Regions from separate parts of the Mus musculus genome. Here region 1 is linked to region 2. The links are chromatin contacts, found by Hi-C or POLR2A ChIA-PET in ENCODE. All regions are on one chromosome and are shown on one strand. Each heading gives the region's core, a stretch centred on a gene start or an enhancer-like site at or near the end of the contact. The rest is flanking DNA. Distances are from core to core; before and after follow the strand shown.

What was found. Hi-C counts contacts between places; a loop is a spot of excess contacts on that map. ChIA-PET counts read pairs that join two places held with the same protein, here RNA polymerase II (POLR2A).
Region 1: a map of left cerebral cortex shows a loop between it and region 2 (11-fold over the local background). The contact joins the promoter of Atg16l1 here to the enhancer-like site in region 2. A Hi-C loop is called at or near these places in 1 of 37 maps with a recorded cell type or tissue (left cerebral cortex). POLR2A ChIA-PET finds 5 or more read pairs at or near these places in 5 of 5 experiments (Patski and embryonic stem cell).

Annotation. Positions count from the first base shown.
Region 1 is chr1:87,753,160-87,758,955 of GRCm38, forward strand. Atg16l1 (autophagy related 16-like 1 (S. cerevisiae)) reads left to right here and starts at 2,852. Exons shown (of 18, transcript NM_029846.4): 1 at 2,852-3,155. The coding sequence starts at 3,041. It overlaps Gm33517 (predicted gene, 33517), which reads right to left and starts at 2,587. Exons shown (of 4, transcript NR_157047.1): 1 at 2,166-2,587.
Region 2 is chr1:87,719,159-87,724,772 of GRCm38, forward strand. It overlaps Inpp5d (inositol polyphosphate-5-phosphatase D), which reads left to right. Exons shown (of 27, transcript NM_010566.3): 27 at 163-1,352. The coding sequence ends at 165. Gm33470 (a long non-coding RNA gene) reads right to left here. Exons shown (of 4, transcript XR_878350.2): 1 at 5,607-5,614; 2 at 3,118-3,571. Among named protein-coding and RNA genes, the nearest start is that of Gm33470, 2.9 kb to the right of the region's middle. Within about 2 kb of position 2,405, at least 1 of the 3 ENCODE cell types and tissues checked has a DNase peak (open chromatin) inside an H3K27ac peak, as active enhancers do; it is left cerebral cortex, where a contact is called at or near this core.

The sequences.
Region 1 (5,796 bases), core at 1,602-4,101, 34 kb after region 2:
CTAGTACCTTCCCCCTCTGAAAAGGACTTTCCAAACTATACAAGCAGGCCAAGTGCAGAGCCAGGCTAAACAAATGTAAAAACATAGTTTTAGCAGTCAAAATTACTAACTTTGCTACTGCTAAAATAATATTAGCTGTTCTCAGAGAAATAACCATAACAAGATTAGCAATTCTCCTACTCTGCCCCACACTAAATTCTGACAAAGACCACAAACCACCCTGACCTTGTTGCGAGAATTTCCTTGATGTTAATAGCTGTGACGTTAATAGCTGATCCATAAGTTTAAAATGTACCATTACTTTGCTGACCAAATCATAATAACCCACCATGGGGGGGCAAGAAAAGTGAGGGACTAGGCCAAAGGGTTATTTAGTCACTACACAAACCAACCAATGCCTGAAAGAGTTACTTGCTACACCAATGAGAACCCTGTCGCTCAAATCTGCCCCTTACAAAGGTATAAAAAAGTGTGTTCTTTCTTTGTTCTGGGTCTCTCCTCTGGCCTGCGTGCTGAGAGGGAAGTCCCCAACATGTTGGATCAATAAAAATCCTCATGCGTTTTGCAGTGATGGCGGCGGTCTCTGTGGTCCTTGTAAGAGTCTTTTGATAAACTACAACAACAATAATAATGATAATAATAGGGATAATAATATATACAAAGAGCTCAAGAAGCTGGACTCCAGAAATTCAAATAACCCCATTAAAAATGGGGTACAGAGTTAAAGAATTCTCACCTGAGGAATACCGAATGGCTGAGAAGCACCTGAAAAAAAGTTCAACATCCTTAATCATCAGGGAAATGCAAATCAAAACATCCCTGAGATTCCACCTCACACCAGTCAGAATGGCTAAGATCAAAAATTCAGGTGACAGCAGATGCTGGGGAGGATGTGAAGAAAGAGGAACATTCCTCCATTGCTGGTGGGATTGCAAGCTTGTACAACCACTCTGGAAGTCAGTCTGGCGGTTCCTCAGAAAATTGGACATAATACTACCAGAAGATCCAGCAATACCTCTCCTGGGCATATACCCAGAAGATGTTCCAACTGGTAATAAGAACACATGCTCCACTATGTTCATAGCAGCCTTATTTATAATAGCCAGAAGCTGGAAAGAACCCAGATGTCCCTCAACAGAGGAATGTATACAGAAAATGTGATAATTTACACAATGGAGTACTACTCAGCTATTAAAAACAATGAATTTATGAAATTCTTGGATAAATGGATGTATCTGGAGGATATCATCCTGAGTGAAGTAACCCAATCACTATAGAACACACATGATATGCACTCACTGATAAGGGGATATTAGCCCAGAAACTTAGAATACCCAAGATACAATTTGCAAAACACAAGAAAATCAAGAAGAGGGAAGACCAACAGGTGGATACTTCATTCCTCCTTAAAATAGGGAACAAAATATCCATGAAAGGAGTTACAGAGACAAAGTTTGGAGCTAAAAGGATGGACTATCCAGAGACTACCCCACCTGGGGATCCATCCCATAATCAGCCACCAAACTCAGACACTATTGCACACACTAGCAAGATTTTGCTGAAGGGACCTTGGTATAACTGTCTTCCTGGCAAATACAGAAGTGGATGCTCACAGTCATCTATAAGATGGATCACAGGGCCCCCAGTGGAGAAGCTAGAGAGAGCATACAAGGAGCTGAAGGGGTTTGCAACCCTATAGGTGGAACAACAATATGAACTAACCAGTACCCCCAGAGTTTGTATCTCTAGCTGCATATGTAGCAGAAGATGGCCTAGTCGGCCATCACTGGGAAGAGAGGCCCCTTGGTATTGCAAACTTTATTTGCCCCAATTCAGGGGAATGCCAGGGCCAAGAAGTGGGAGTGGGTGGGTATGGGAGCAGGGCGGGGGGAGGGTATAGGGAACTTTCCGGATAGCATTTGAAATGTATATAAAGAAAAATTGTGAATCTCAAAAAAAAAAAAAAAGTGATAATAATACTACCCAAGGCTCCACGGCGAGTGTGTGTGTGTGAGTATGTGTGTGTATGAGTTTACAGTCTGCATTCCTCCAGCCTCAACCTGTGGGCTTTTCTGGAAAACCAGAAGTACCCTAAAAGGTTGAACCAATCTTCCTTGTTTTGAGAGAGAAATGGGTGGCCTTACTCCATGAATTATGCTACTCACCTCCTTTTCATTAAGAAAAAAAAATAAATCCCCAACAAAGATATCTTTTAAAAAAAAATCCACTCCTCTCTTTGGCGTGTTTACTTTGCTAAATTTCTCTTTAAACTGTGTCTCTCAATTGATTCATATCCTTTGAGAGCGTAGTAACCAAAAGACCAAAAAGATGGTTTGAGTCTAGGTGTTTGAGATCAGCCTTGAAGGCACACACAGGCATGAGCTAAAATTCAGTTTGCGTAGGTCTTGGAGGGACGCAGTTGTCTATGTGAAGACAGTTTTGCCATGCAGCAGAGAGAAATTACATTTCACGGCTTTTCACCTTCCGGTTAAATACCATTACTACCCCCATTTTACAGGTTAGGCACCTAATACTTAGGGAGGTTGTCACTCAACGACAATCATTCACTATACACAGGGGAGCTCCCACTTCTGAGCTGAAATTAAAAAAAAAAAAAAAAAAAAAAAAAAAAAGATGCACACACAATGTAAAAGGAGGAAGGAAACAGACACCCCCGGACAAAACCACCCCATTTCCTGTCTTCTTCCGCGAAGCCAGGGTGCCTCCCAGCGGCTGCCTCTCATCACCGACGCTTCCGGCTTCAAGGTTGCGTCATTTGAGAGCGTCCCGCGAAGTCTCGGCCGGGAGCTTGCGCGCGGCCTAGGACGTCGGGCTACGAGGCGGGCCTTCCGGCCTTCTCCAGAATAATTTCCGGCAGAGACCGGAAAATCTTCCCGGATCGCCTCCGGGTGCCCTGTGTGGGAAGGTGAGGTTCCGGCGGCCGGCTTCTGTTCGCTGGCGGCTGGCAGCACGCTGCAGCCTGCAGCCCCCCAGTGTCGGCACGGATCGGCCGCCCTGAGGCGCCGGGGCAGCGTTCGGCATGTCGTCGGGCCTGCGCGCCGCAGACTTTCCCCGCTGGAAGCGTCACATCGCGGAGGAACTGAGGCGCCGGGACCGACTGCAGAGGCAGGCGTTCGAGGAGATCATTCTGCAGTGTGAGCGGCACGCGCGGGCCCGGGGCGGGGAGTGGAACGCGCCGTGGCAGCGAGAACCCCGGCTCCGCCCGCGCGCATGGCGGCCTCGTCGGGGACCTGGCGTCCCGCACGTCTCGAGCCCTTTCGTTGCTTACCTTCCTTCTTTGGCTTAAACCTTAGGCGCGATCATGGAGGGTTCCCCTTTTCCAGGTTCTTTCCACAGACATCGTTTGCAGTTGTAAATCTCGATAACCCAGGCGGCGCCGATGCACTTAGGTAGTCAGGCTCCAAAAACGTCGTGTTTAAGGAATCGAGTTCAAGACAGAGATTGACTTTACGCATTAACTCGAGAGATGGACGTTCTCTTCGGAATGCTGTGGAACTAGTGGTTTTTGACTTCTCAGGCCTCTCCATATTGTTGGTACACATTTGAGTTTTAGGATTTGTCCACTGGGTCATTTGCTATTATTGAAAGCCTTAAGTGAGAAAAAAAGAGTGGTCTCTTCGCCGCTCTTTGCGAATTTTAAGGATCGAAAGTATCTTGTATTCTTAAGGCGGGTTCTCAACGATCATTTTCGTGCCTCGTGTTCCCAATTTAGCCAATCTGTTTCACATTTGAACGAATGCGTTGACACTCCTCGATCCTGAGGTTCCATCTGCTTCCTGAGATAGCCTGGGCATAGTCTTCCTAAGTTTTTGCGGGTAGTGGGATTTGAAATCGTAGTACTGCTATTTGCATTCTGATGGGGATAAATCAGTAGTTATTTACACGTTAGAATCATCTGGGGATGTACTTGACAATCAAAAACACTCCAGACTAATTAAGTCAGTATAAATGACAGAAGATAAAATAGTCCCATACTTTTTTTATGCTTCCTGAGTGGTTCGATTTGCACACACGTTTGAGCATTTTAAGTAATTGGCATGTATTGTTTCATGTTAAATTTTTATGAAGCACCAAGGCCAACGATGATGAAGTTGCAGTATGGGTTAATGTTGGGGCTGAGGTTAGACATTGGTTTTAAGACACTTGTGCATTTGCCTTTGTTGGCTCTCCTGAGGAATGGCTCTTTCTCAGCACTTAGCCCTTTAAAAGGAGAGCAGGAAAGGGACGCTGTCTCTGGTGTGTTGCTTCCTTGCACTCTGGGAGAGCAATGGCTATTAATGTAGCCCAGGAATCTGTTTACACGTTTTATGGGTTCCGTTCTTGTTTCTCTTTAAAAGATAATGTAGTTAAAATCTGACAGATTGGGTCAGAGATCTCACTAGGTCCTTACAGACATTTCTAGTTTGGTGCATCTTTAAAATGGGAGTGAAGATATGCCCTGCCTGCTTCATAAAAATAGAGTGTATATAAGGGCATTAAACAACATCTATAATAATCTTGGAGACAACTTGAGTCATTTTCGTTTTGTTTTGATTTTTTTTTTTAAATTTCAAAACTGGATAACCTATTGGTAGGAGAGTGTCAAACCATTGGAACAGTCAGAGATGGGAAATATTTTAAATAATGAAGATTCTTTCCAAGTTAATGAGGGATGAGCTGAGATGAATTTCAGGTGATCAGGTCCTTAAATAATACTATCTACTTAGAGCAGAGGAATCTGGGACATCTGTCAACAACCACAGAAGAAAGAAGTTTTCGGTGTTTATAGACTTTGGAGGGTGGGATCTTTGTACTTGCTAGGCTAGTGAAGGCACTAGATAGACTACAAAGCTGTAATTTAGGAAACTAATCCTACTGTTCACGCTATTTTAGGTTGTTACTAGTATTTGCCAGTTTAGGGAAGGTGCTGGATAGAACGTAAGGTCTGGCTGATCCTCAGTCAGTCACGGAATAGCTGTTTGAGAAGAGAACACAGCATGGGAGGCCAATGGAGCAGGTTGGGCAGACAACCTTTGCTTCTTTATATCTTTCTTCATAGGCCAGGGCATTGGTCATATCTTTTCTAGTTTGACTATGACCTAGTTCATTCTAGCCTTCTCAAGCTGGTCATTTCTGACCATCTCCCTTGTGTTCCTTGTGTAGTTCTGTCTGAGCCTGAACAGAAACACAAGAAGAGGCCTTGGGTAAGTGTGGACTCCCTTATTGATGATCCTTCTTTGTAGGAGAAAACCTTTATGAAGGAGCCCTCTTAAATGCCTGGTGTCCTTTAAAAGCCCCACCCTCCCTTCTCACAGGATGTCCATCTGTGGTGAAACTGAATGACACCCTCTTTTTGTCAATGCTCTCCAAGGAACCACTTCCTCCTAAAATCCATCAAATGCAGGAAACTTTTTCCTGCACTTCCATTTTAAGGAGAAGTAGGACTGCCAGCATGCCCAGCTTTGGTTGTAGTGCAGATTTGTAACCCTCAGAGGTCTACAGGGTTCCTGTGCTCCGTCTCTTGTTCTGCTTGGTGACGTTGGAACTCAGAATGTGCTGCTTTGGTGTTTGAAACTAACTGGGTCTCTTTGTCACCCAGACTGGCCTCCAACTCAGGTTCTCTCGAAGCCTACAGCATGCTGACATAAAGGCATTGCCCCAACTCAGGCTATCCTTTGACTCTCATTTCTCCTTCAAGCATAAGAAAGGTTCTTTTACCAACTGAAGTTTGTTTTTGTTTTTGTTGAGGCAATTCTGTGCCCTGGAGCCCAGAGCATGCTAGACTAGTGCTCTCCA
Region 2 (5,614 bases), core at 1,155-3,654:
TATCTATCTCATAGGTACTGTGTTTGTAATATATGCATGAATTAACATATAAGGCACTTAGGACAGTGTGGCTCTTTCACATTAATTAGCCTGACCTAACTTACAGCACTAGGGGTCAAATCTGGCAAGGCCCTGATAGCCCTTTCTGTTCTCATCTTACAGTGAGCTGCTGGTGATCGGAGCCTGGAGGAACAGCACAAAGCAGACCTGCGCCTCTCTCAGGATGCCTCTCTCAGGATGCCTCTTGGAGGACCTCCTGCTAGCTCTTCTTGCCTAGCTTCAAGTCCCAGGCTGTGTATTTTTTTTCAGGAAACGGCCTCACTTCTCTGTGGTCCAAGAAGTGTGCTGCTGGCTGCCACACTGTGCGGCAGATGCTAAAGCTGGATGACAAACGCACGCCATACAGACAGCAGACAGCGGCACTGGGTCTCAGAACTTGGATTCCTGGGCCTTCTTCCAGTCGCCGTTTTAAAGAAAGGAACTAACGGAGCTGCTCATCCGAGGGTGAAGATATAAATAATAATATTATTAATAATAATAACAGTCAGGTGCCATGTGCTGTGTTAAGTGCTTTATGAACATTTGTCGGGCTGGCCTCCAGTGCTGAGGTGCCAGTCAGCCTGAACCCTATGCCCAGGCCCACTAATCCCAAATGGTGGGTCCTGAGATGTTTTTAAAAAGCATTAAAGAAAACCATCGGTCTCTTAGAGCTAACCGGCCGGGCTCTACTGCAGGGACCCGAACAGTCTGCATGGCTAAGTGGCACAAGGAGCCTGGCCCTGTCCAGCTTCAGAGATCCAAGCTGCTTTTTGCTGGGGTTCTGTCACAGGCCTGATCCTCTTGGTTTTTATGGGGTTTCAAGTCTGCCAGAGTCAGAAATCAGCTCTAACTCGCCAGTGAAGAGATCTGGCCTTAACTTAAGCCAGCCACGTCAGGCCCCTGCTGAGCCTATGGACCAATAAATACTCCCCGTGCCACTGGAGGTGGGCAGCTATCACCATACCCTGAGTTGGGCCAAGCCCACCCCACCCCTACCCTGCAACATTTCTGATGTACTGAGGAAGAGTCTCCACCATAGTCCCCAAGGGCTGAGTTCTCCAGCCTGCTATCAGGGAAGGTGAGCATTGGTCCCAGGCTCTCAAAATAGTGCAGCCTCTTCTTCCCAAGCTCTGGGGTGCACCCTGTGTCCTTGGTTACCAGGAGACTAGGGTTGTGATATCTTTTCTTGTCTTGCTTTTTGATATATCAGGATTAATGTAGGAAACCAGACCTAGATTATTCAGGAGAGTAGGTATATCCCCTGTGTTTCCCAGTCTGAGTGACCAATAAAATTGTGCCTTTCTAACTGGGCCTCCTGACTGTGTGGTATCTTCCTGATACCCGGGGCTACAATTCTTCCCTGTGCTATAACTACTGCAGAGACACTTTGGGGCAGGGAGATGAAGCTGAGAGTTCCTTATGGCCAGAAAAATGGTATCCTCACCATGAAGTCAGTCTGAAGATGGACACGGACAAGCGTGATATCACCCCTTTCACGCATATGTCTGTGTGGGACTCCAAATGTCCTATAGCCTCCCAACTTTCACAAGTGTCCTCTGATATTGCCTGACCAACAGTTCTGATTATTCTAGAGACAATAGACTCATACAAACCATCCCCGGGACGTGGGTTCAAAGGTTAGGGAATAGCCTCCAGCCAGAGAACCAACATAGTTACAGCTTGGCATCACCTGCAAAGTGCCATGGCCCACGTCACCATTCCTTCCACCTTAAGATATTCAGCATCTCTTGCTCAAAGACCTCAGGCCTAGGCTCTAAGCAGACTTCCAGGGAGCAGCATCTTTGAGAGTTACTGAGCAAACCATTCACTACCTGCTATGATAGTCCTTGTGGACTGGCAGACTCCAGGCTGAGAATATTCCAGAACAGCTCCTCTCCTCTACTTAGGTGAATGTCTCTCCTGCAGATTCACTACTTGGTCCCCATAAAGAACTTCACCCCCAACTCCAGGCCCCGCATTCTGACACAGTAAACCAAGGTAGAGACACAACAGGAGATTCCTTGATATTCTAGAGGAAAGGCAAGGGAAGTGTAAACGTTCCACTCTGCTGTTCCTCAGCCCACTTGTCCTGGTAACCCACCCTGGGTCATACTCCCTGCGACCCCAGAGCTGAGGACCAAGACCCTATTGCCTTTGTGGCATGTGATCCCCGTTTTCACAGTGGGCTGGCTTGCTGTGTGAGGTGCCAGCAGCTGCCCATCCATGGAACGGCAAATAGCTCCTCCAGGAAGATATCCAGGTCTGTTTCTGCAAGTTAAAGCAAGGCGGGGCATATGCATGCTTCCTGTCCCTTCACTCTGAGCTCTCCTCGCCTCAGCAGAATCTAGCTCCGTTTTCGGCTGTCTTAAGTAAGAGCCTAGCTTTGCGCGTGGATGGTCAGCTGGGGCCCCCTGATGCCCAAAACTGGAAACACCACAACTGAAGTTTCATCATTGTCCCCCTAGGCTCTCAGTCATGCACACTCATGTGGCCATTTCTCTTGACTCTGGACACCATCTCCCGGGACCCATCCCAGTTAGCTGTCTCTTTTTCCAGCCATTCCATCCTATTCCTACCCTCTAACATGCAGTTCTCCCTTCTACGGCAGAAATGGAGAGCCAGATACTGCCCCCCCACCCCCGACCCAGCACTTCAGTTTTCTTCACTGAGCTCCATAACCAAGAAGGCAGGGCAGTTAACAAGCTTTGCTCAAGCTGCCCCACCCCTAAGATAATGCTTCACCCTAAAATTATACATTGACAGTCACTTTTTCTTTCCAGATGTAAATTTGCCCTTCTCTTCGTGGCTATACAAAGCCAGCCAAAGCCCAGATTTCCTGTTACCATAATATGGCGTCTGGAATGACTATATCTGCATCTAATCTCTATTCCACTGGTCCAGACGGTGGCTGCTGCCCTGCCAGGCCACCTGTGGAACTAGACGGGCAGCCACTGTACTCTTCCTCTGTCCAGCATTTCTGATACTTTACTGTGGCTTTCAAACCACCAATAGGAGGGAGCCAAGTGAGTCACTGAGCAAAGCTCTCTCCTGCAGAAACCTTCCCTAACCCCAGCCTACCAGGTCTGTCTTTACTTGTCCTTAAAATAGCTCCTCTCTTGCTGCAAACTAATTTCCATGGAGACCCAGCTATGGAAAAACCTAGAAGCTTTCTATGAGGCAGTTAGCTCACTCTTAGCCTTCACTCCAACAGAGAGACCTTTTATGATGCAAATATCTGGTCTCACCCCCACATTTACCTACCCCCCCCTCCCAGGTCCCATTCTGGGAAAACTGCTTGGCTTCACACAGGAACTCACACAGGCACATGAAGTCCAGGTACTAACAATATATGTCTGCTGATTCTCTGGTTGGTGGTGGCTCCAGAGCTGATCGTTTCTGTCAGCTCACAGATGACCCACCCATTGGTACAGCTTTCTGGTGACCTCAGATTTGATATGCATAGTTGACGTTCTCCATCATCCATTCAAACATGGTTGTGCTGGGCCTGAGGAGACCACGTGGCAGGATATGGCTGTGGATGAGGGTCAGACAGAAAGGATTTAAATACCTTATTTTGTGTTTCCTGACAATAGAGTCTTAAGCAAGCCCAGCAACCTGAGTTGGGTTCCCAGAACAAATGTCAAAAGCTGGGTGCAGCTCATGCATCTGTAATTCCAGCACTAAGAGGTAGAGAGGAGAGACAGGAGAACTGCCTAGAAACTCATGGGTCAGGAAGCCTGGAGTATGTGTGCATCTATCATAGCAGCAGAAACAAGAGAGACCGTGCCTTAACTAAACTGAAGGTGAGAGCCAGCTCCCAAAAGTTATCCTCTAACCTCCACATACACTGTATGGAATATGTATGCCTGTATTCACATATACATACAACACACAGTCATACACACACACACACATACACACACAGGAGTCAAGTATGCACACACACAGGCAATACACAAGAAGAAGGAGATACCCAGGAGGAGGGGGGGAGGAGGAGGAGGAGGAGGAGGAGGAGGAGGAGGAGGAGGAGGAGGAGGAGGAGGAGGAGGAAATAATTGCAGTTACCAGGGCAGCCAATTTGAGCCATGAAAAGCTCTACCTGTCTCATTAGTTTGGGTTCAGACAGGAAAGCAGATTCAAGGGCAAGGACGCTTTCAGTAGAAGGCAAAGAGCTGAGGCAAGGAAGGGAAAGATCCTGCGTGAAAAGGTGGCTGCAGGGAATAGCTGGGCTTGGCTGGTGGACAGAAGCACGGGCAAATGCCTATTGTGGTAGTTTGAATGTGCTTGGTCCATGGGCAGTGGCACCATTAGGAGGTGTGGTCTTATTAGAGAAGGTGTGGCCGTGTTAGAGGAAGTATGTCACTGTGAGGTGGGGCTTTGAGGTTTCCTGTATATGCTTAAATCTGGCCAGTGTAATCCAGAGCCTCCTCCTGGCTGCCTTTGGATTAAGATATAGAACCCTTGGCAACTCCAGCACCATGTCTGCCTGCATGATGCCATGTTTCCCACCGTGATGGTAATAGACTGAACCTCTGAAGCTGTAAGCCAGCCCCAACTAAATGTTTGCCTTTATAAGAGTTGCCTTAATCATGGCTTCTGTTCACAGCAATGAAACCTTAACTCAGACACATATTATCCCATCCAAAGAGTGTTACATTAAGGGCTGTCTCTGGGAGCTCATTAATCCTCAGTTCTCATGGTCTAAGTAGAAAGCTAGCTCCAAAGAGCCCTCCAGCCTGAAGCGGGGGAAGCACATGGAAAAGCCACGCGTGATACAAGTGAGGGACTAATATGTGTGCTCCACTTACCAAAAGTACCCAAAGGCAGAGTTCCAGTGCTAAGCCCAGCAACTGGTCCCTCCTGCTGCTACTGTGTCTGTGGGCTGAGATTTTTGGATGCTCAGACAGATATCTCCGAAAAGGAGCACTGCCCTCAGATATGTCCTATCTCTTGAGAAAAGCCAACATGGAAGACCTAGGAAAGAATGTCCAGACAGAAGAAGGTGCAGAAACCCTAAGGTGAGAAAGAACTCTGGCTTTAAAGCACCAAGTGCCATGGAGAGAGGGGAGGTGGGGAGCTGGACAGGATGCCAGGGATGCCGGAGGAGGTAAGGCGATGGGAGAACCAGGGCAGCGCATAGGACCTGTGTGGTCACAAGAGAGGCCCATTATTCAGAAAAGATCTAAACCAGGGTACTGGCTGATAGCCGAAAGGCTCAAGAGGTACTTATCAGAAGAGAGGTAGTGACAGAAAAGAAGAGGGATCACAGGAACCTACTTTAGTGTCTTCCCCACCCTGTCCCCAGCACCCAACCCAGGACAAGCATCCTGGACCTTTGCTAACCCTTCTGAAACACATAGGGACCCAAACAGCTCTACATTATAGGGCTCCACAGTCAAAAGGCCAGCAAGTTTAGCAAACAAAGCCCCATTCAATTTGGGCTAAGCTACAAACAATTTTTAATTAAAGTATATCCCCAAACAGTAGGTTTGTGGTTTTCTGTCTGGATTTTGATCAGCAATCCTGTATTTTTTTTTTTCCAGTAACCTTGCCTTACTCCCTCTTACCTGCAGAC